Regions from separate parts of the Homo sapiens genome. Here regions 1, 3 and 4 are each linked to region 2. Evidence: read pairs that join two places in POLR2A ChIA-PET (ENCODE). Cell type or tissue: PC-9. All regions are shown on one strand. Each heading gives the region's core, and the rest is flanking DNA. Links, peaks and the distances in the headings are about the cores only. Region 1 overlaps SNAP23 (synaptosome associated protein 23). Region 2 has its middle 10 kb from the start of TMEM62. Region 3 holds the start of TGM5 (transglutaminase 5). Region 4 overlaps LOC105370793 (a long non-coding RNA gene).

Region 1 (5,688 bases), core at 495-5,494, 610 kb before region 2:
GAAAGAAAGAAAAGAAAATACGGTATTCATACATGCAAAACTCCCGTCTACAGAGGGCGGACTTTTATATCTGCAGGTTCCTCAGGGCCAATTGGTATCCACAGGCAGTACTGAATCCAACCCTCTGAGCGACAGCCACACTAAACTTGTGCTCAAAACCCTCAAGAACACAGAGTAATCTTAGGCAGCTGCATCCTGGCGTTAGCATGCCAAACTTGGGAGTAGATATCTGTTACTTGTCTTGCGTGTTGTCTGGTCAGGGAAGAAAAAAATATTAAGCAGAACTTCGAGTTCACATGGAAAGGATGTGTCCTTCAGAATGACCTCATTGCGATGTCAGGGGTGATTCCTCACGTTATCCATCTCCCAGTTATATCTGCTTTCTTTTTTCTTTTAAAGAAGGCAGCACAGAGGTCAGGAGTGCATTCACTCCTAACTCTGGAGTTTTGCTTTTTTTTTCCTAGGAAGCTAGCAAAGACTGACTTGTAATTGGCAATAATCACCTCTAGGAATAGAATTACAAAATTACATAATTTGTGATATTTGGGCTTCCTTACCCCAGAATGTCTCCCGACCCACAGGATACTATATCTGAAAACCTCACTAAGGGTGCCTTTTCCAGGCACTAATGGATTAGTGTATATTATTTTTCATATTTTCTTCTCTGTCGGGCATTGAGGAGTTACACATGACAGGAATAGATAACTTCAGAGCATTACTGCCTGGGGAGGGCAGGCTTTGGAGAGGTATCTCGGTTGGGGCTTTAGGAAGTGATGGAAAAGCATGAGGCTACCTGGGCAGATGTGGGGTATTATAGAAAGGAAAGGTGTGCAAAAGTGTGGAGGTGAGAGGGTACAAAAAATAATCTCCATTTACTTTTTGTAGTTGCAAATAGGAAAGAGTGACAAAAGAGGAACAGTAGCATGGACATGTGTATGTATGATAAAGCTTAAGACTCAAACAATTAGCAAATTAATAAAATACCTGGTTCCTTTTATGCTTGTATCTAATGAATGATATCTTTATATCTTGATTATATCTTAGTGTGGAAACTTTTTGCCTGAAGCACAGTCTATGGCAAGCAAGATAGAAACTTAAATTTGGAACTTAAAATGCTTTTTTTCATGAGCACTAATGGCTTTAATCAAGGCTCAAAATCTTTTTTTTTTTTTTTTTGAGATGGAGTCTCGCTCTGTCACCCAGGCTGGAGTGCAGTGGCACAGTCTTGGCTCACTGCAACCTCTGCCTCCCAGGTTCAAGCAATTCTCCTGCCTCAGCCTCCCGAGTAGCTGGGATTACAGGCGCTCACCACCACTCCCGGCTAATTTTTGTATTTTTAGTAGAAACGGGGTTTCACCATGTCGATCAAGCTGGCCTCGATCTCCTAACCCCGTGATCCATCCGCCTCGGCCTCCCAAAGTATTGGGATTACAGGCGTGAGCCACTGCGCCTGGCCCTCAAAATCTTAAACCATAAAACAGCTATGACAGTAGAATTATAAACAAGGCCAGGCACGGTGGCTCAGGCCTGCAATCTGGGCACTTTGGGAGGCTGAGGTGGATAGATCACCTGAGGTCTGGAGTTCGAGATCAGCCTGGCCAACATGGTGAAACCCCATCTCTACTAAAAATACAGAAATTAGTGGGGCGTGGTGGTGCATGCCTGTAATCCCAGCTCCTTGGGAGGCTGAGGCAGGAGAATTGCTTGAACCCAGGAGGCAGAAGGTGCAGTGAGTCAGGGTTACACCACTGCACTCCAGCCTGGGCAACAGAGTGAGACTCCATCTCAAAAAAATAAAAAAAATAACATGATAGTAGTGGTTCAATTAAAAACAACTGAAAAGATTTAAATTTTTTTGTTTGTTTGTTTTTTGAGATAGGGTCTTGCTCTGTCACCCAGGCTGGAGTGCAGTGCCATGATCTTGACTTACTTCAGCCTCAACCTCCTGGACTCAAGCAATCCGCCCACCCCAACCTCCCCGGTAGCTGGGACTACAGGTGTGCGCCACCATGCCTGGCTAATTTTTGTATATTTGGTAGAGATGGGGTTTTGCCATGTTGCCCAGGCTGAACTCCAACTCCTGAGCTCAAGCCATCCACTCACCTCAGCCTCCCAAAGTGCTAGGATTCCAGTCATGAGCTACCACACCCAGCCAAAAATGACTGAAAAGATTTATATGTGATCATATCATACACTTGCAATAGCAGTTTTTGGTTTGTGGCTCTAGTGATTCTTTGCGAGCTTTGTGCTACTGTTACATGCAGCTTTGTTTCTAAGAGCCATGTAAATACTTTGAGAGTACACCCTGTTTTTCTACTTATTTGTTCATTCAGCTATTTTTGGAGTATCTACCATCAGATCCTATTAGGTGTTAGAGATACAAAGATAAAATCTCTGCCTTCCAAGAATTCAGTCCAGTACATTCTTGGGGAATTAAGTTTTCTGCTTATCAAAGAGTATATCCATGGCAAGGTTTCTCACCTCAAATTGACATTTTGGGTCAGATTATTCTTTGCTGGAGGGCTTTCCTGAAGAGTGTTGTAGGATGTTAAGCAGTTTCCCTGCCTCTACCTACTAGATGCCATTAACCAGCCCCATCACCTGGCCCAAGTTGTGACAATCAAGCAACTCCAGACATTGCCAGATTCCTGGGGTCAAATCTGTAATAAGAACCAGAGTTTATCTGTGTCATTGACCGTGAGTTTTGATAAATGAGTTTTGAGAAAATTCATACAAAGCTAGCAAATGTAACAAAGAACCTAGATCCGTTGCACAATGCTTGTTATTACTCCACATGACTTCTCAAAGAGGAATTAGATAACAGCCGTGCTGAGTAACACCTACGAAATGTTTTATTTTTTAGCTTGGATGTCTATGAGATCTCCTTCTGAGTTACTGTGTATAGGAGAATAATTGTTTGGTTTCTTAGGGACTCCAGTAAAACAACAAAACAATATAAGCCACTGGAGGGGAAGAGTCTAATGCATAATAAAAACCTTAGTCTTTTCCGAGCTGTTTGTACCAGCATTTCCCTTTTCTTGTTAAGAGTGAAAGTATTTTCTCCAGTGAGTGTCCTGGACAACTGGCATATTTAGAAATGTTTCCTGTGTTCTTCAGGCACATAACTTCAAATTTTGTTACTTTACTAAATTGGACTTTTCTTCACCTACTGCTTTTCCATGTTCAGACAACACATGAAGAACATTGAACAACCAAAAATTCACTTTAATAGTCTTTTAATGCTTGTCTTCCAGTAATGCCTTGCTTCTCTAAGTAGAGGATCCACTTTCCTGTTGGAAAGAGTACTTCCCTAGAAGTCCTAAAACCTGTATTTTAGGTTCACCCTTGGCACTCTTATTAAACATTCATTTAGCCTCTCTCGGTCTTGATTTCTTTACTTGTGGTAGACTAATAGATATAGAAAGAGGTTCTTTTATCCTGTTTTCCTGATAAGTTCCTAAATTCCATAAATCTACACTTTTTGCTCACACAAACTTTTATATATCCTTATTCTTATACAATATCCACATTTCCATTTCTGTGCCTAATAGAGTTTTGATTCATCATGGATAATCTGTCATCAGAAGAAATTCAACAGAGAGCTCACCAGATTACTGATGAGGTAAATGTTTTACCTAAAATAAGTAAATAATTCTATTTCAGTTTTCATATTGGAGGAGTGAGAGAGCCTTCTTAGGGACATTTTGGCCTCTTCCTAGTCCATTAATATCAAAGAACACATTTGCTCCTTAGTGCCATTGCTGGTTTTTATTTTCTTTTTAACTCACCAGAAAACTAAAGTGAAAACAATTTGTATGATTTTTATTTTTTAGGTAATTATTAATATTACTTAAGTGTAACAAAGATACTCTACTATGTATTTGAGAAATGCTAGACTTCTATTTAACAATTTCCTAATATCTGTAATTTACTTAGATTTCTACCTACATTAAATTTTTATTCCCATGAACTTCACCATCCAAATATTCTCTTTTTTAAAAAAACTTTTTCTTTCAACATCACACTGGAAGTCCTTACACATTTTCTCTTAAGGAGCGCCTGAAAATAACTAAAAATGTAGTGATCAACTTACTTTTTTTTTTTTTTTTTTTTTTGAGACGGAGTCTCACTCTATTGCCCAGGCTGGAGTATAGTGATGCGATCTCGGCTTATTGCAACCTCTGCCTCCTGTGTTCAAGCGATTCTCCTGCCTCAGCCTCCTGAGTAGCTGGGATTATAGGTGTGTGCCACCACGCCCAGCTAATTTTTGTATTTTTAGTAGAGATGGGGTTTCACCTTGTTGGGCAGGCTGGTCTCAAACTTCTGACCTCGTGATCCGCCCACCTCAGCCTCCCAAAGTGCTGGGATTATAGGCTTGAACCACCACACCCGGCCATTGTTTTGTTTTAAAGGGAAGGATAGGCTGGCAATTCTTTTTGTTTTTTCCTTTAATGGAAACAGTCTCACTATGTTGTCTGGGCTGGTCTTGAGCTCCGGTACTCAAGAAATCCTCCTGCCTCGGCCTCCCAAAGTGCTGGGATTATAGGCATGAGCCACTGTGCCCGGCCTGAGCTGGCAATTTTTAAAGATAGAATAGCATCATGAATTTGGCCTGTGATCAGATTTTTTTTTCTACATATTTTGGAATGCTAAAATTCTGTGTTCTTTCCTAGTCTCTGGAAAGTACGAGGAGAATCCTGGGTTTAGCCATTGAGGTAAGAAAATGTTAGTCATCAACTTAAGTATAGAAATTTATAGGAGCGATCCTAATACTTCTGGCTGGAATTAGTATTAAAGGGTAATGTATCAATATGCTTTATTATTTGAAATTAACAGTTGCTGAAATGTCAAACCATGCACTAATGGGAATTTTCTGTTTTTCCCTTTAACAGTATTGGAATATGACAGGGAAGATGAATTCACTATGAGTTTGTGACTTAATTATTTTGGGGGCTGCTATGTTAAAGTGTGTTAGTTTAAGAATACTAGTTCTGTCTGTAGCTCTAATCCTCTGAGAGCTTGGGTTTCTAAATTATTCTGTGTTGCTCTTGTAGGTTTTGTTTCTGTTGTTTTTGGTTTGTTTTGTTGTACTATCAGCTTTTCCCCCCTTGTCTTAGTCTCAGGATGCAGGAATCAAGACCATCACTATGCTGGATGAACAAAAGGGTAAGTTAAATTATTAGCAGAAATTCTTAATTTGACTGTGATGCCAAAAAGCCCTATCAAATTAGCCACATACAAATTTCAGCCTTTGGGAGAGCCTTCCCTTTGTAAAATAAGAATGTTATGTTTACTTCTTGTCTTCTGATTTGAATTATATATCATGTTCACTGTCTATTTGGGATGGCAGGCAACAATGCCCAATTGTATATACCAAGTATGTGTTAGGCCAGCATGGCTTATTTTGTGTATTGGTTATATGTGCCTTAGACATTATGATAGTAACATAGCTGGGATTACAGGCACCTGCCACCACACCCAACTATGTTTTTCTTTTTTTTTGGGGTGGGGGACGGAGTTTCGCTATTTTTGTCTAGTTTTGGGGGTGGGGGATGAAGTTTCGCTCTTCTTGCCCAGGCTGGAGTGCAATGGCGTGATCTTGGCTCACTGCAACCTCCTCCTCCTGGGTTCAAGTGATTCTCCTGCCTCAGCTTCCTGAGTAGCTGAGATTACTGGTGCCCACCACCA
Region 2 (5,688 bases), core at 200-5,199:
GAGCCACCACGCCTGGCCTGAATATTGTATTTTTGATCTTCATTTGGTTGAAAAAAATCTGCATATAAGTGGACCCATGCAGTTCAAACCTGTTGTTCAAGGTTCAACTATATAATCTTTTCCTAGGCATCCCGTTTCCCAAGGAACCAACTGTCTTTGTCTGTTCAGGCTGCTATCACAGAGTAACATAAATTGAGTATCATATAACCAACAGAAATTTATTTATCACTGTTCTGAATGCTGGGAAATCCAAGATCAAGGGATATTCAGTGTCTGGTGAGGGTCTTCTTTCTGGCTTATGGACGGCGCCTTCTAGCTGTGTTCCAACATGGTAGAAAGGGCAAGACACCTCTCTGGAGCCTGTTTTATAAGGGTATGAATCCCATTCATGAGGGCTTTACCCTCACGAACCTAATCACCTCCCAAAGGCTCACCTCCTAATACCATCTACCATAGGGGTTAGGGTGTCAACATATGAATTTTGGGGAACATAAAACATTCAGACCATAGCAACAATTTGTGTGAAAGTCTCTTTGGTCCCAGTGGGGTGGCTCACACCTATAATCCCAACAGTTTGAGAAGCTGAGGCTGGCGGATCGCTTGAGCCCTGGAGTTCAACACCAGCCTGGGCAACATAGTGAAACCCTTTCTCTACCAAAAAAAAAAAAAAAATTAGGTGTGATGGTGTGTGTCTGTAGTCCCAGCTATGTAGGGGGCTGAGGTGGGAGGATTGCTTGAGCCCAGGAGGTCCAGGCTGCAGTGAGCCATGTTCGAGCCACTGCAATCCAGCCTGGGTGATTGAGCAAGACCTCCTGTGCTCAAGTGATCCTCTTATGCCATGTCTTTTAAAATTTTTTTTTATTTTACTTTAAGTTCTAGGTACCCGTGCACAACGTGCAGGTTTGTTACACAGGTATACATGTGCCATGTTGGTTTGCTGCACACATGAACTCATCATTTACATTAGTTATTTCTCCTAATGCTATCCCTCCCCCTGCCATGTCTTATTAACATAAATCGGGGTGGTGTGAGGGGGTCATATGTGTGTGTGTTTGTGTGTGTGTTGGTTGGTTATACCAAAATTTTCAGTAACTATTAAGAGTAGTGTTAAACAAACAAAAAAAACTAAAGTGTTAATTTTTTTCTTCAATGTTCACTGTAACTTTTCCTTAGTGAATTCTAGCTGTGTTTGAATAGTTTGGTCTTAAAATACTAGATTTTAAGTTCAAAATAACTTATCTTTGAATATAATCACCTCTACATAATAAAATATACCTATTTGCCTACAACTCTTCACAGTAATTTGATGAGATAAAGAGATTTTAGGCAACAACCTGCTAATAGTTTATGCCAGATGTTGACAAACTGTGATTAGTCCAACTATGGTCGTTTTTTTTACTTCCCTGAGCTAAGGATAGTTTTTACATTTTTTAATGGTTGAAAAAAATCAAAAGAATAGTAACATTTTGTGACACAAGAAAGTTATTCAAAATTTGGATTTCAGTGTCCATAAAGTTTTATTGAGATACTACTACTATGGCTGCTCTCCCAGTGCAACAGCAGAGCTGAGTACTTGTAACAAGGCTCACGTACTATCTGGCCATTTACAGAAAAAGTTTACTTACCCCTTTTCCTGTAATATGATCATCATTTAGCTATACAATGAGAACTCAGGGTAGAATTCAGCTCTACTCTGAATAGAAACTCTACAGTCACACTAAGGTCAACTCTGAATATTGACCTAACCAAAACTGATACAAATTGTTTTGGAACGATGGGGTCTGGGAGTACGAATGAAAGTGGTCCTTGCAGCATTTCTTGTGATCGTTGTGAGAGGGCTAGTCTCACCTCTTCCTTAGTGGGAATCGGTAGATATCATTTGATCCTGAAAGCCCACAGCATCACTATTGGCAGGTCAAGAGAGATAAGGAGGTCAAAAACAAGAGTGAGCTCCAGCATTAAAAAGACTACTCTGGAAGGTGTAAATGGGGAACACTTGAGACCGTTTCTTGGTAGTAAACAACATGGGTTTCTTTTTAGCGGCAAATGTGTTGAAATACTTGCCCCCTTAAACTGAATGTATGGATAGTTTGAGTAAAACAAAAGTATTGAGAAATAGAGCCACTAGTTCCCCCACACGGCATGGCCTTGTCTCCCTGACAGTGCTCCTGACAGGAGAGCCCAGACCTCTCTTCACATACCTCCAGTGCCTGGGTTGAGTAAAGAGGGTTGCCACTTATCCAGAGCGCCTGATTCATCCCTGAATATTGAAGTTCAGTTCAGCTTCTACCGAGTCCCACCCAGTTCCGTGGTTTACCAGTTCAGCTTCTACTGAGTCCCACCTAGTTCCGTGGTTTTCTCCCTGTTCCTGGCTCTGCCCTCTCTGCCCTACTCACCTCCCACCCACTTCCCTAAGCATTGAAGTCCAAACGTAAATCCTTCCAGTTTTTGGCGCCCGGGTATTTGACTTGCGCTCCTTTAATGTGGTATTCTGCCTCTCGTTTTCCTGGCCGCCTCCCTGGGACCCAGTTCCAGCTCACCAGCATCGGCTCCTCACACTCAGTGTTTAGGAGGTATCATCATATCATGGGCTGACAGGAATGACGGGAGAGAAACCTTAACGCAGAGTGAGTCCCCATGGAAACCGCGCCAACCCCGACCGGGGGCGTCGCCAGCGGGAAGGGGTGGGTCCCCTCTCGAATACCCCGCCCGGCTCCGGGAACGTCACCGACGCTCTGGGGCTTTTGCTAAGAAGCGCTCGCCCAGGAGGAGGCAGGGCAAATTGGTGAACAGGGCGGCGTGTCCTTATACGGGCACGAACTCGCGAGGTCCTGTGAGTAGGTCATACTCTCCTGGCCCCGATGTCTTCCCCTGCTTAATGAGAGGCATCTCCTGGCTCCACAGTATAGACTGTCAGGACTTGACTACTTGACTATCCTCTAAAGAGAATCATGATCAAGTCCCAAGTTCTTGGATAAAATGAATTTGTCCTAGATTATGGGAAAACACATTGTGTGTGTGTGTGTGTGTGTGTGTGTGTGTGTGTGTGTGTGTGTGTGTGTTTAAAGACTACTTCAGAAAATTGAGAAAATGTAAATGATGTGCAGGTAGGACTTTAATAAATATAAAGGTAAAAATATTATAAATATGGTATTAAGCATTTGGAATTGGAGGTTTCCATTTGTAAAAGTTGCCAATTATTTTTACAGTTTCTAGTAAAATCATATCCCAGCTTCCTGTTACTCTTTCATTTGCAAAGGTGATCATTCTTAGCCTTTTATTCATCTTGCTCATTGACTAGAGTTCCCAGATTATCTCGAATGGGACTGGTATATCCCTTGTGTAGAAACGTTGCCTTCCTTTTTTTTTTTTTTTTGAGATGGAGTTTCGCTCTTGTCACCCAGGCTGGAGTGCAGTGGCGTGATCTCAGCTCACTGCAACCTCCACCTCCTGGGTTCAAGAGATTCTCTTGCCTTGGCCTCCCAAGTAGCTGGGATTACAGGCCTTTTAAGATTAAAGACTGTTTTTCATTTTGCTTAATCTTTGGACTGCTGGTAATGTAGATATTGAGAACCCTTGAGCATGACTTTAAAATGGCAGCAACTTGAATCTTGAAGTATTGGAACACCGGTGTAAACATGAAACACCTTTACACCCATGTATGGATGTGCCATTTTATTTTCTATGACTCTTATTGTGGAACCTTTACTGTAGTTTGTTTCTGGTTTTCTTCTATTATAAACTTTGCCTTCATAAACATGCCTATTGGTAAATCTCTCCACACACATCTTTCCTTAGGATAAGTTATTCTAAGTACAAATAACAGGTCAAAGAAATGTACATTTTAAAACACTTCAGGCTGGGCGCGGTGGCTCATGCCTGTAATCCTAGCACTTTGGGAGGCTGAGGCGGGCGGATCACGAGGTCAGGAGATCAAGACCATCCTGGCTAACACGGTGAAACCCCGTCTCTACCAAAAATACAAAAAAAATGAGCCAGGTGCAGCGGCAGGCGCCTGTAGTCCCAGCTACTCGGGAGGCTGAGGCAGGAGAATGGCATGAAACCGGGAGGCAGAGCTTGTAGTGAGCCAAGATCGTGCCACCGCACTCCAGCCTGGGCGACAGAGCGAGACTCTGTCTCAAAAAAAAAAAAAATAAATAAAATAAATAAACATTTAATGGAGAAAAATAGAGAAATAGAGTGTATACATTTATTATTATTTTGAGATGCAGTCTTGCTCTGTTGCCCAGGCTGGAGTGCAGTGGCATGATGGTGGCTCACTACAGCCTCCGCCTCCTGGGCTCAAGTGATTCTCCTGCCTCAACCTCTCAAGTAGCTGGGACTACAGGGGTGCACCACCATGGCCAGCTAATTTTTTTGTTAAGACCAGCCCAGGCTGGTCTTAAATTCCTGACCTCAAGGGATTCTCCTGCCTAGACCTCTGAAAACACTGGGATTATAGGTGTGAGCCACTGAGTCTAGCCTTTTCCTGAATTTTTTTTTTTTTTTGAGACAAAGTCTCACTCTGTCACCCAGCCTGGAGTGCAGTGGCACAGTCTTGTCTCACTGCAACCTCCACCCCCTGGGTTCAAGTTATTCTTCTGCCTCAGCCTCCTGAATATCTGGGATTACAGGTGTGCACCACCAGGCCCAGCTAATTTTTTGTATTTTTATTAGAGACTAAGGGTTTCACCAAGTTGGCCAGGCTAGCCTTGAATTCCTGACCTCAAATGATCCGCCCACCTCAGCCTCCCAAAGTGCTCAGATTACAGGCACGAGCCATTACACCCAGCCTTCCTGAATATTTTTGATCCACAGTTGGTTGAATCCACAGATGCAGAACCCATGGATATGGAGGGCCGATTGTACATCCATACTGTAAAACCATCACTACTATCCATCTCCAGACTTTTTTCATCTTGCAAAACTGAAACAGTGTTCCTATTAAACATTAACTCCCCATCCCCACTTCCTCCCAGTCTCTGCAAACCACCATTCCACTTTCTGTCTCTGTGAATTTGACTACTCTAGGTACCTTATATAAGTGGAATCACACAGTGTTTATCTTTTTGTGACTGGCTTATTTCACTTAGTATAATGTCCTTAAGGTTGATCCATGTTGTAATAAGTCAGAAATTCCTTGATCTGTGATTTTTTTACTTTTGCAGGTGTTTCAGGTTTCTTGTAAAGAGCATTGATTACCTAGATGAAATTCTTCCCAAATTTCTGTTTTGTTAAGGAATAAAAGGAGTGCTCCCTCAAAAGCTTAAAAAGCGTATATACCTAAAGTAAAATAGTTCATCCTACCATAAAAACACATGCATGCAAATATTTACTGCAGCACTATTCACAATAGCAAAGACATGGAATCAACCTAAATGCCCATCAATTGTAGACAGGATAATGGAAATGTGGTACACATACACCATGTAATACTACACAGCCATAAAAAAGAATGAGATTATGTCCTTTGCCGCAACATGGATGGATCTGGGGACCATTATCCTAAGCAAACTAATGCAGGAACAGAAAACCAAATACCATATGTTCTCACTTAAAAGTGCGAGCTAAACAACGAGAACACATAGACACAAAGAGGGAAATGACACACACGGACCTACTTGAGGGTGGAGGGTAGGAGGAGGGAGAGGATCAGAAAAAAAAATAACCTGTTGGGTACTGTGCTTA
Region 3 (5,643 bases), core at 1-5,000, 140 kb after region 2:
TGGAGGTTGCAGTGAGCCAAGATCGCACCACTGCCCTCCAAAGCCCACAGCCAATACCATACTTAATAGTAAAAGATTGGATGCTTTCTTGCTAAGATAAGGAACAAGACAAGAATGTCTCCTGTTGTCACATCTATTTAACATTCTACTAGAGGTTCTAGCTAGGGCTATTAGGCAAAAAGAAAAAAAATCAAAGACATACAGATTGGAAAGAAGTAAAATTGTTTCTATTTACATGTGACATAATCTTGTATATAGAAAATCCCAAGGAACCCGCCAAAAAATATAATTAATAAATGAATTCAGCAAGGTTGCAGGACACAATATCAATATACAAAAACCAATTGTATTTTTATACATTTGCAAGGAGTAACCTGAAAATAAAATTAAGAAAATAATTCCATTTATAACAGCATCAAAAAGAATGACTTAGTAAATTTAACAAAAGTGCAAAGCCTATATCACAAAACATCACTGAAAGAAATTAAAGAAGACCTAAATAAATGAAAAGACATTCCAGGTTCATGGATTGGAAGGCAATATCATTAAGATAACAAGTTTTTCTGCAGATTCAACACAATCCCTAACAAAATCCCAACAGCCATTTTGTAGAAATTGATAAGTGGATCCTAAAATTCATATGGAAATACAAGGGATCCATACTAGCCAAACAGTATTGAAAAGTAAATACAAAATTAGAGGAGTGGCACTTCTTGATCAAGGCAATGTGGTAGTGGCATAAGGATAGACATATAGATCAGTGGAATAGAACTGAGAGTCTAGCAAAAAACTCCCATTTACAGTCAATTGATCTTTGACAAAGGTGCCAAGACAATTCAATGGGGGAAAGAATGCTCTTTTCAAAAAGTGGTGCTGGGACAAGTGGATATCCACATGCAAAAGAATGAAGTTAGATGCATAACTCACACCATTTATTAAAAATTAACTCAAAATGGATCAAAGACCTAAACATAAAAGCTAAAGCTATGAAACTCCTGGAAGAAAACATAGAGGTAAGTCTTTGTGATCTTAGACTAGGCAACAGCTTCTCAGATATGACAGCAGAAGTACAAACAGTGAGAGAAAAACCAAATGAATTGGACCTCATCAAAATTAATAACTTTTTGTCTTCAAGAACATCGTCAAGAAAGTGAAGAGAAAAGCCATAGAATGTTAGGAAATGTTTGTAAATCCTATATCTGGCAAAGGACTTATATCCAGAATACTTTTTAAAAAATTCATATAACTCTACAATAAAAGAGACAACTCAAATTTAAAATGGGCAACTGACCTGAATACACATTTCTCCAAAGGAGATACGCAAAAGGCTAATAAATACACGAAAAGATGCTCAACATCATTAGTCCTAGGGAAACACAAATGAGATACCATCTCGTATCTCCTAGGATGACTATAATAACAAGTGTTAGTGGGAATGCAGAGAAATTGGAATCCTCATACATTGCTCATGGGGTTGTAAAATGGTGCAGCACTTTGGAAAACAGTCTGGAAGTTCCTCAAGACATTCAACAAAGAGTTACCATAGGACCTAACAATTCGATCCCCAGGTATATACCCAAGATAAATGAAAACATGTTCACATAATACCTGAAAAATGGTAGCAGTATTATTCATAATAGCCAAAAAGTAGAAACAACACAATTGTCCATCAACTGAAGAATAGATAAACAAAATGATATACAAAGGAATATCATCCAGCTATAAAAAAAAAGAATGCTGAACATACTAAATATGGATGAACCTTGAAAATATTGTGCTAAGTGAAAACAGTCAGACATAAAAAGACACATATTATATGATTATATTTATATGAAATGTCCAGAATAGGCAAATTCATAGAGACAGAAAGTAGATTTAGGGCTTGCTAGGAGCTAAAGAAAGGTGGAATGGGACGTGACTGCCAATGTGTATGGGATTTCTTTTTGAGGTAATGAAATGTTCTGAAACTAGATAGTGGCGATACTCGCAAAATTTTGTGAGTATATGAAAAACCACTGAATTGTGGACTTTATAAAGCTGAACTTGATGGTATATGAATTATATCTCAATAAAAGTTGTTATAAACAAATATGAACCAAATTGACTGTGCCAAAATACCCTAATAAGTATTACACTTTATGTTAAATCTCTTTGAGTGCTTTTGATTACTTTAACACACATCTGTTTCATAAACTAGTTTTTTATTATTATAAAAGAAATTAAGCATAATGATCAGCATATTGTAGGTACTCAGATTTGCTAGGTTGAATAGAATTCTCTATCTTTTGCAAAATCACCCTGTACGTATTTCAGATTTCAGATTTAATCAACATCTTATTGAGGGCCTATCTACTATGTGCCAGGCACTGTGCCAGGTACGCTAGGACAGTTATCTCATTTAATCTTCATCGCATCCTTGCAGGGACAAAATGTCATGTCATCCACACTTGGAGATGAGAAAATCAAGGTTCAGGTGGGTTAAATATCTCGTCTAAGGTTAAACCAGGATTCCTGAGCCCAGTCCAGTGCTCTTCCCATCACCCCCAAGAGCTGTTGCCCACTGTTGGCTTTCACTCATGATCAAAAAAATGTCCACACCCACTGCCAGCTAAGAAAGCACTTGGCTTTTACCTAACAGTGGAAAAAGAAGCTTGCCCCCTTTGGAGACCAATTTATTAGACAGCACTAACTGGCTACAGTTCAGGTTGGGCACATGACGCAGGCTACTCAGCAGGCATGGCAGCATCTGCCTGGCAGCAAGCGCTGGGACAAAATTCCATCCTCTAGAGACATCCTGGGCCATGTTAATCTCTGCCTAAGACAGGAATGACTCTTCAGCCCAGGTGCCATCTATTCAAATAGGAGGTTCATTGACTACTGGGCATATTTGTTTTCCTTGAGGTGAGAGGAGAATGGGGTGAGATGATCAGGAAATAAACAGAAGACTGTAGAAAGAACTTTTAAAGTAAGTGATCTTAGTAGTTATCCTAGAGAGACACTCCCACGTGAGCACACAGAGGCATGGATAAGTATGTTCCTTGCAATATTGCTTGTGTAACCGGAAAATTGAAAACAACCTAAATGCCCATCAATAGGGGACAGGATTAGAAATTACTTGCACTGATACTATGAGAAATATTGAGGTAGATCTATAGGTACTGACTGGCATGGACAGAGCTCCCAGACATACTGTGGAGTGAAAAAAATCAAGTTGTAGAAATATACATACAATATGATGATACCATGGATATACCAAAAAAGACCACACATGCTAATCCTATGTATTACATTGAGTAAATGTATGTCTGAGTGTAAATGTGCAGACAAAAGACAGGTAACAGTGTTTACTCTGGAGATGAGGCTGCCATTGGGGATGGCGGGCAGAGGACTATAGCTTTATCTATAATTATTTATTTATTTTACTCCAACTATGTATTCCCATATTTCTTGTGCAATTAAAAGTTATGAAAATTTTAAAACAAAAATTTAAACACAAAAAGTAATAAATAAAGGTAAGGTTGTTACAGTTGTAGAGGAAGTTGAAAGCTTATTCCTCTAAATGATTTCAACTAACGATTTAATCTTCACAGCAACTCTTTCCAGAGTGAGGGGGATGATATAGAGAGAAGGTTGGTGATGGGAAGATTAGCTAAGATCAGTAATAGACCTTCTGAAATGGAGGAAGAAGAGAAGATATGAAGATTCAGAGAACTTAAGAGCTGGAAGACAATTTCAAGATTGTCTGGTCCAATCCCTCCTTTTTCAGGCAAGGGGGTTGGAAACTAGAGGCGAAGTGACTTGTCCAATGTCAAAGGGTCAGCTAGTAGCAGAGAAGGACAGAAACCCTGACCCCCTCATCTCTGGCCCTGCCCTGTCCCACCTGGCTATGGAGGCAGGCATGTTAGCAAGCAGCTGTGTGCTGTGTTTACCTGTCTGCCTCTACGCTGTCTCCTGGTTCTCAAGCCACCAATGAATACTGAGGTTTCTGGGATTCTTGCTTTTCCTGCCTCAGTTCTGTATTTACTTCTTTATTTCTCTGAATCCACCCTCCACCCCTTGACTTCCTACAGTCTCTCTCTGTCCTTCTTATCCCTGAACTCCAGTGGCCACAGGGGCTTTCCCTACCTTGGGCCATGGTAGCTGCCTCCGGTTCCTGGGATGCTCCCCACAGAACAGCTGGGCGGTCTGGAGCTTCAGCAAACTGGTGCCAGAGTGTCTACTTCCCCTTCCATTGGAAGCCTCCAGGAGAACCGAAGGCGGGGCTGGACTGCTGCACTGCCACCTGATTACCGAGCAGATCACAACTGGTTTGCTCACTTGCCCTCAGGTTTTTCTTGGCAGTGTTGCTGAATTGAAAGGAGGTGTGGAGGCTGATGAACTGTCACAGCCTTATGCCGTGTGGGCCTTTGATAGCTCTTGAGCAATAGGGCATTCCCAGGGAGGTGCTGTGCTGTGGTGGAGAAGTCAGGAGGGAGAAGCGAGCTGATGGGCCCGCCAGAGGGATGCAGGGGGCTGCTGGAAGGAGCATCAGGGTCCCAAGACTCTGCTCACAGCTTAAAGCACCTCATTGAGCCGAGAACCCTGCTAGGTAACCAAGGCCTCTCTTTTATCCTGAAAAGTCACTTCCTGAACATTAAATGCAAACAGAACCCTCTCTGTCTGGATCTCCTTCGGTATGATTTCACTGTATTTAGCTTTGGCAGTGGCATTGTCTTGCATGAGACCTGGCAGGTCCAAGACAAATCACAAATAAAAGCAAATAATCACAAATAAAATAGAGGAAGAAAAATTGGGAAGATTTGTGGAGGAGGTGTGGAAATAGGTGAGAGGGTGGGAATGCCGGTGAGCAAGGGCCTTGATCCTAGTAAGAAAGGCACAAGCCCTTTCATAGGGAGAAAAGCGCAGGTGGAAGGAGAGAGAGGGCAGGAGGGGGAAGGGCTCTGCCTGTGGAGTGGGTGGGACCCCCATGCCTACCCTGTCTTTCTGTGCTCTGGGGCACTTCTCCCCACATCCCCTGCTTTCTGGGTCCTTCTCCCTGGGGAACCTCTTTCACCAGCATTGTCCTCCCTCCTGTATTTTCAATTCTCTCTGTCCCCACTCAGCTCTTTTTTAAAACCTATGTAATTATTTTTATTTTTAATGTCCAGAATGTGTACTATAAGGGCCAGGGCTTCTTCCTGGACTTAATTTTATAAATTCTTGATTGGTTGGTGAGACCAATAGCGATACTTTTTCTTGTCTAATTTGGTTTCCGGGAAAGCTTCGTTCAAGTCGTCAATGGTCATCTGATCAAATGGTATTAAGTTCCTCATCTTCTCCAGCTGTTTCTCATATTCTCCAACCTGGCCTTTGAGAGAGACACCCACTCAGCACAAGTTTTCCCATCTTCTTTTTCTTCAGCATCCACCTGGGCAGTATATTTATCCTCTGGTACAGGAAGCTTCAGGACATTAAACTTCTTCTCAAAGTCATCCACCAAGCCTGCCTTGGCCACATTGGCCTTGTAGTAAGTCCAGTCAATAGCTGGTGGATTCTCAGGTAAAGTAGCCAGCCTGGAGGTGAGGGTCTCATTCCAGGATTTCAGATAATTAGCAATGGCCTTTTGGTTTTGGGGTATCATCTCTGCAAAAGCTACCCAGTCAA
Region 4 (5,688 bases), core at 251-5,250, 1.1 Mb before region 2:
AACTCACTGTTCACTTTCCTCATCTGTAAAATGGAGTTAATAGTACTGATTTCACAGGATTGTTGTAAAGATTATATATTATATATACATAAACACCGTACATATACATCTGGCACACAGAATCTGGCATGTCATAAACCTTAATAAATTGTCATGGTTACTGTTATTCTTTTTGCTACAGGACAAATAAATTGGAAAGAACTAACCGTAAGTGTACTTGGACCGCAAAGAACCTCAAGGTTGGCATGGGCTGGAGAAGTCAGTGAAAGCTTTGTTCACTGATGACAGAGACATTTGAGCACCTCCTAAATGCTAGGCACTGTGCTACAGGTTCCGAGTATCAAAATCAACATGGTGCCTGCTCTTGGGAAGCTTCTAGTGAAGTAGCTTTGAAAGAAAATAATTTCTAACCATCAACTGCGATAAGAATCAGGAAGGAAAGTAACAGGGTGCTACGAAAGACGGGAACGGATTCTGATTTGGGGAGACGTCAGGGATGACCTCCCAGAGGAAGCAGCCTTGAAGCTGAAACCTGTAGGAAAATCGGGGTTAGCTACATGCGGGCTGTGGGGAGAGTCCCCCAGGCTGAAGGTACAGCAGTGCAAGGCGTTGAGGAGTGGAAAAGGCTGGCGTGTTCAGAAACTGAGCACCTGTGTCTGGGGCACGGTGAGGAAGGAGTGATGAGGTCAGAGAGGCCTTGGAAGCCATGGTCAAGATTTGGGATTTTATCTTAAGAAACTGGATGCCACCGAAGGGTATTAAGCAAGGACAAAAAACCAAACACCGCATGTTCTCACTCACAGGTGAGAACTGAACAATGAGAACACTTGGACACAGGGTGGGGAACATCACACACTGGGGCCTGTTGTGGGATGGGGGGAGGGGGGAGGGATAGCATTAGGAGATATACCTAATGCTAAATGATGAGTTAATGAGTGCAGCACACCAACGTGGCACGTGTATACATATGTAACAAACCTGCATGTTGTGCACATGTACCCTAAAACTTAAAGTATAATAAAAAAAAAAGAAAGGAAGTGATGTGAATGAGATCATCTGGCTGCTGGGTGGGGACAGAATTGGGCAGGACAGGGACAGGAAGATGTGTTGTAGTGGCTCAGATGGGAAGCAAATGGTCACTTGGGCCCGGGTAGGGGGCAGAGATGGAAGCAGTGGTGGACTCGAGAGGTATTTCTGAGCAGAACCTACACGGCATGGTGATAGATTAGATATGAGGGCATCCAGTGGGCTTCAGTGACCCGGCAGGATAGATTAGATATGAGGGCATCCAGTGGGCTCCAGTGACCCAGCAGGTGAAGGTACACAGGGCTGGTCTTGAAGGGGAGGCTGTCAAGATCCCACGTGGAGGCCGGTGGGGAGTCTCAGGGGGCTGAGCCTTGAGTTAGGGGCAAGGTTTGGAAAGGTGGCAGCTGGGGAAGGGAGACCCTCTACGATGGGAGGTAGCAGAACTGGGGAAAGAAGTAGGAATGAGCTTGCCTCACTCCACGTGGGTGGCACAGAGTAGGGCAAGCCCTGCTGAGAGGGAAGGGCATGAGCTGGGGGCCAAGAGTGTGAAACCGGGAGGATGGGGTGGGGTGGGGCCCCTGGAGTGGGCGGAGGCCTCTGCCTCTCATGAGATGCAAGAGATAGTAGGGAGCTGTTAGGTTCCCAGGCCAGCAGCCAGCCACCCAGGCAGCACCGGCACTCCACGGCAGTGCCGGGGGATGAAAAGGCATGAACAAGCAGCTGCAGAGCTTGTGCTTTCTGAGAGTATTTACTGACCACCTGCTCTGTGCTCAGAAAGATAACGGGATGTTTATGGAAAAAGTCTCTTGGCTCCCAGGACACCACTTTCTCATGGGTTGCTTCCAGCCTCACTGCCTGCTGCTTTGCATCTACTCTGATGGCTCTTCATCCTTGCCGGGCATCTGAAAGGTGGAAAACGGGAGAGCACAGACTTCTTCCCCTTCGCTTCTGTCTCTTTATCCTTTAGAGATGTCATCCAGCTCCATGGCTTAAAAACCTTCTACATTCTGCTTTATGATTTCAAACAGATTTCCTCCTCAACTTGTCTCCTGAGTTCCAGACTTGTATTTTCAACGGCCCACCTGACATCTCTGCTTAGATGTGAATCTCAAGTTTAAAATGCCAAAGACAGAGGCACCCAGACCGCTCCACCCCAACCAATTCTATCCTAGCTGAGTAAGGGGCATCTCTCAGTTACTAAGGCAAAAACTCACTAGGCATCTGTGATTCCTCCTTCCATATCCAGTGTGTCCCAAGTCCTGTAAATTCGACCTCCAGGAAACCCAGAATCCATCCACTCCTACTGTCCAATGCTACCACCCCTAACCAAGCCACCTCCATTTCTCTCTGGACCACAGCAAATGCCTTCTCACTTGGCCCGCACTTCCCCTCTGGCCCCCAGGAAATCCATGCTCCACAAAACAGACAAAGTGATGCAGGTAAAACATAAAACAGATCAAGTCAGTCCTCAGGTTAAAGCCCTCCATGGGCTCCCCCTGTCTTTTGGAACAAAATCAAAGCTGCTTTCCGCAGCATCCGGTCCATAAGGCCCGGACTTCACCTCCCAATGCTTTCTTCCTTGCTTTCCCTGCTCTCTGCTCTCCAGTCACCCTGGTTTTCTCCCTGTTTCTACAAAAGGTCAACCTTGTGTCCACCTCAGGGCCTTTGCACTTAGAATGTGCTCTTTCTGGAATACTTGCCATCAATCTTCTCATCATTCGGATCTTAGTTCAAATGTCACCCTCTTCTGATGTCCCCTCCCTGCTGCCTGTCACTCGCTGTCACATTTTGTCCTAATAGCACCAATATCAGAAATAGTCAGATATTTATTTACTGTCTCCCACATTGAAATGTAAGTTTCGTGAGAGCTGGATCTTGTCTGACCTGCTCAGTGCTCTCTCTCCCACTCCTAGAACAATACTAGGTGCATAGTGGGAGCTCAGTAAATATTTGTTCAATGAATGAAAAAATGCTTTGGATGTGGTCCCAGGTCTTCTTGAGGGAGTGTGACAAGCCACATGAGAAGTTATCTAAGAACACAGGGCAGGAGATGGTAACTCCTCCACAGGGCAGGAGATGCGGTGATTCAAAGGTAATCTGATAAGCTGATATTTGCTTTAGGGTTACTGGATGACAATATGCTACTCAGTAATGGGAGCCTCCAACTGGCCCCAGAAAAGAGGAAGGCCTGATCCATAGGGGTGGTCCTGGAGGGAATCCTTCAAGGACCAAAATGGAGGGCAGATGAGGAGCTATTTGAAGACTGGTGAGTGTCTCAGTCCATTTTATGCTACTATAACAGAATATCTGAGACTGGGTAATTTATAAAGAACAGAAATCTATTTCTTTAAAATATGTTTTTGGCAGGTAGAGGTGGGGTGTCACTATGTTGACCAGGCTGAACTCCTGACCTCAAGTGATGATCCTGTCTTGGCCTCTCAAAATGCTGGGATAATGGGTGTGACCCACAGCACCTGACCAAGAACAGAGATTATTTCTTATAGCTCCAGAGGCTGGGAAGTCTAAGGTCAAGGGGTCCACATCTGGCAAGGGCCTTCTTGCTGTGTCATTCCATGGTGGAGGGCAGAAGGGCAAGAGAGCACAAGAGAGAGCAACAGGGTGCAGAACTCACTTTTATAACAATCCCACTCTCAGTGACTCCCATGAAAACGACATGAATTCATCCATGAGGGCAGCAGCCTCATGACCGAATCCCCTCCCAAATGTCCCACCTCTCAACAGTGTTGCGTTAGGGATTAAGTTTCCAACACATGACCTTTGGGGGGCATATTCAGACCATAGCGGTGGGTCCTTGCAGTTCCCCCAAATCTGCCACGTAAGTAATCGAAGATTCCACTGTTACCCAGTGTGCACACATTCCCCAAGCCTACATGTCCCCCATTCATACATATATACACACCCTCTTGCAGAGCTGGTGGTGACTCTTTTTATCATGTTCAGATATTTCACAAAGGTCTCAGGGAATGACCAATTGGCCAGTCTCTGAGAAATTCCATGGAAATTTGCAAAAATAAAACACCTATAAAAACTGACATTTCATCACAAAAATCCTAATAAATTTTGTTGCATACATATGCACAATAGAATATTATTTAGCCACTAAAATGATACGAAGTTTAGGTAGCAAGATAGAAAATATTAATGACTATAATTTTAGGCTAACCCCCCTCCCGGGCATAGATATGGTATAAATATTATGCCATATTGTTATGCTCTGCATAATGACGGTTTGGTTAACAATGGACCACATATATGATGGTGGTCCTGTAAGATCAGAATATACTTTTTTTACTGTAGCCTCTCTATATTTAGATACATTTAGGTATGCAAATACTTACTGTGTTACAATTGCCTACAGTGTTCAGTACAGTAACAGGCTGTACAGGTTTGCAGCCTAGGAGCAAAAGGCTACACCATATAACCTAGGTGTGTAGTGAGCTATGCTACCTAGGTTTGTGTGCACACACTCTGTGATGTTTGCAAAATGATGAAATTGCCTAATGATGCATTTCTCAGAACATGTCCCTGTTGTTAAGCAACACATGACTGTAGTTATCGTATTGGGTTAATGGGATTATAGTGGATTGGCCCTTTATGTTTTCCAAACATTTTTAGAAATTACTTTACACATATCAAAATTAAAATATTAAAATTAAATACAATGTCTTTTTGTGGTCGTCTGTGTCCCAGTCATGTGGGCCTTTCTGCTCCCCCTCAAGCAGCTGGAGAAAGACCAGGGGGCCATGGGTACAGCCTCATATGTGCACTGTGACAGGCATGGGGATGACGGGGCGGAGGGGAGAAATCACGGTAAAGTCATAGTGATAACAATGACAGCGAGCCGCATTGCTCCAACTTCATATGCCGCAGGCACTGTGCTAAACATGTTGTTTACTCCGCACATCATTTTCCCCATAGAGGGAGAAACTGAAGTTCAAAGAGGCTAAGGAGCTTGTCTGAGGTTACAGGGCTGGCAAATGACAGAGCAAGGGATTGAAGCTGGTATAACTCCAGAGCCCGTGCTCTTCACCACTTGAATGAGGCCAATAATTTCACAAATATTAAGCCATTATGTTTTCGTTGCTCCCAAAACCTTTCAGCTGCCACTTCTAGGTGTGAGTCAGGAGGCTGAAGATGCCAGGGCAGGCAAGGGCAGGCCATTAACCTCGTTAGCAAGACAGCAGGGGAGACAGCTCGCCCCAGTTCCCATCCCCCTCCAGCGTATCAACAGCAGGCCTAGCCGATGAGACACAGAGACTTCTAGAACGGAGGCAGAGTCAGGAAGAGGAAGGGGAGAAGCACCTGCTCACCGGAGACAGGGAGACTGCAGAAGATGAGCTCTTGTGGGAATGGTGGGATAGTGTGGGGCAGAGACATCAAGGGAAACCCTGGGGCGGGGCTCTTGACCCCTCTTCACATGTGACTCTGGGAAGTGCCACCAGCAGAGGCCCGAGCCTCCAGTCCACCTGGGTTAAGGGATGGAGGCTGAACTCACTTTTATAACAATCTCACTCTCTCAGTTACTCACTCCCATGATCATGACATGAATTCATCCATGCGGGCAGCGGCCTCATGACCAAATCCCCTCCTAAGGGTCCCACGTCTCAACACTGTTGCATTGGGGATTAAGTTTCCAACACA

What was found. Peaks named below come from ENCODE experiments on the same cell type or tissue, not always from the same donor. Only the 100,000 strongest peaks of a DNase experiment are listed, where the experiment ranks them.
Region 1: POLR2A ChIA-PET joins it to region 2 with 5 read pairs; 2 of 35 experiments call an interaction of 5 or more read pairs at or near these places.
Region 3: POLR2A ChIA-PET joins it to region 2 with 5 read pairs; 3 of 35 experiments call an interaction of 5 or more read pairs at or near these places.
Region 4: POLR2A ChIA-PET joins it to region 2 with 10 read pairs; 1 of 35 experiments calls an interaction of 5 or more read pairs at or near these places.

The regions. Positions count from the first base shown.
Region 1 is chr15:42,508,282-42,513,969 of GRCh38, forward strand. SNAP23 (synaptosome associated protein 23) reads left to right here. Exons shown (of 8, transcript NM_003825.4): 2 at 3,552-3,622; 3 at 4,674-4,715; 4 at 5,118-5,166. The coding sequence starts at 3,566. Among named protein-coding and RNA genes, the nearest start is that of SNAP23, 15 kb to the left of the region's middle. In PC-9, for the core only: no CTCF peak of the experiment used is centred there; a DNase peak (open chromatin) is centred at 2,830.
Region 2 is chr15:43,120,530-43,126,217 of GRCh38, forward strand. No RefSeq gene overlaps it. Among named protein-coding and RNA genes, the nearest start is that of TMEM62, 10 kb to the right of the region's middle. In PC-9, for the core only: no CTCF peak of the experiment used is centred there; a DNase peak (open chromatin) is centred at 2,672; H3K4me3 peaks cover 1,074 bases; H3K27ac peaks cover 1,333 bases.
Region 3 is chr15:43,262,715-43,268,357 of GRCh38, forward strand. TGM5 (transglutaminase 5) reads right to left here and starts at 4,214. Exons shown (of 13, transcript NM_201631.4): 1 at 4,126-4,214. The coding sequence starts at 4,135. It also overlaps the pseudogene ATP5PDP1. In PC-9, for the core only: no CTCF peak of the experiment used is centred there; a DNase peak (open chromatin) is centred at 4,337; H3K4me3 peaks cover 1,156 bases; H3K27ac peaks cover 1,453 bases.
Region 4 is chr15:42,043,766-42,049,453 of GRCh38, forward strand. It overlaps LOC105370793 (a long non-coding RNA gene), which reads left to right. Exons shown (of 3, transcript XR_932177.1): 3 at 182-825. It also overlaps a transcript of PLA2G4E not described here. Among named protein-coding and RNA genes, the nearest start is that of PLA2G4E, 26 kb to the left of the region's middle. RefSeq lists a silencer at 1,583-1,743. In PC-9, for the core only: no CTCF peak of the experiment used is centred there; a DNase peak (open chromatin) is centred at 3,026; H3K27ac peaks cover 1,260 bases.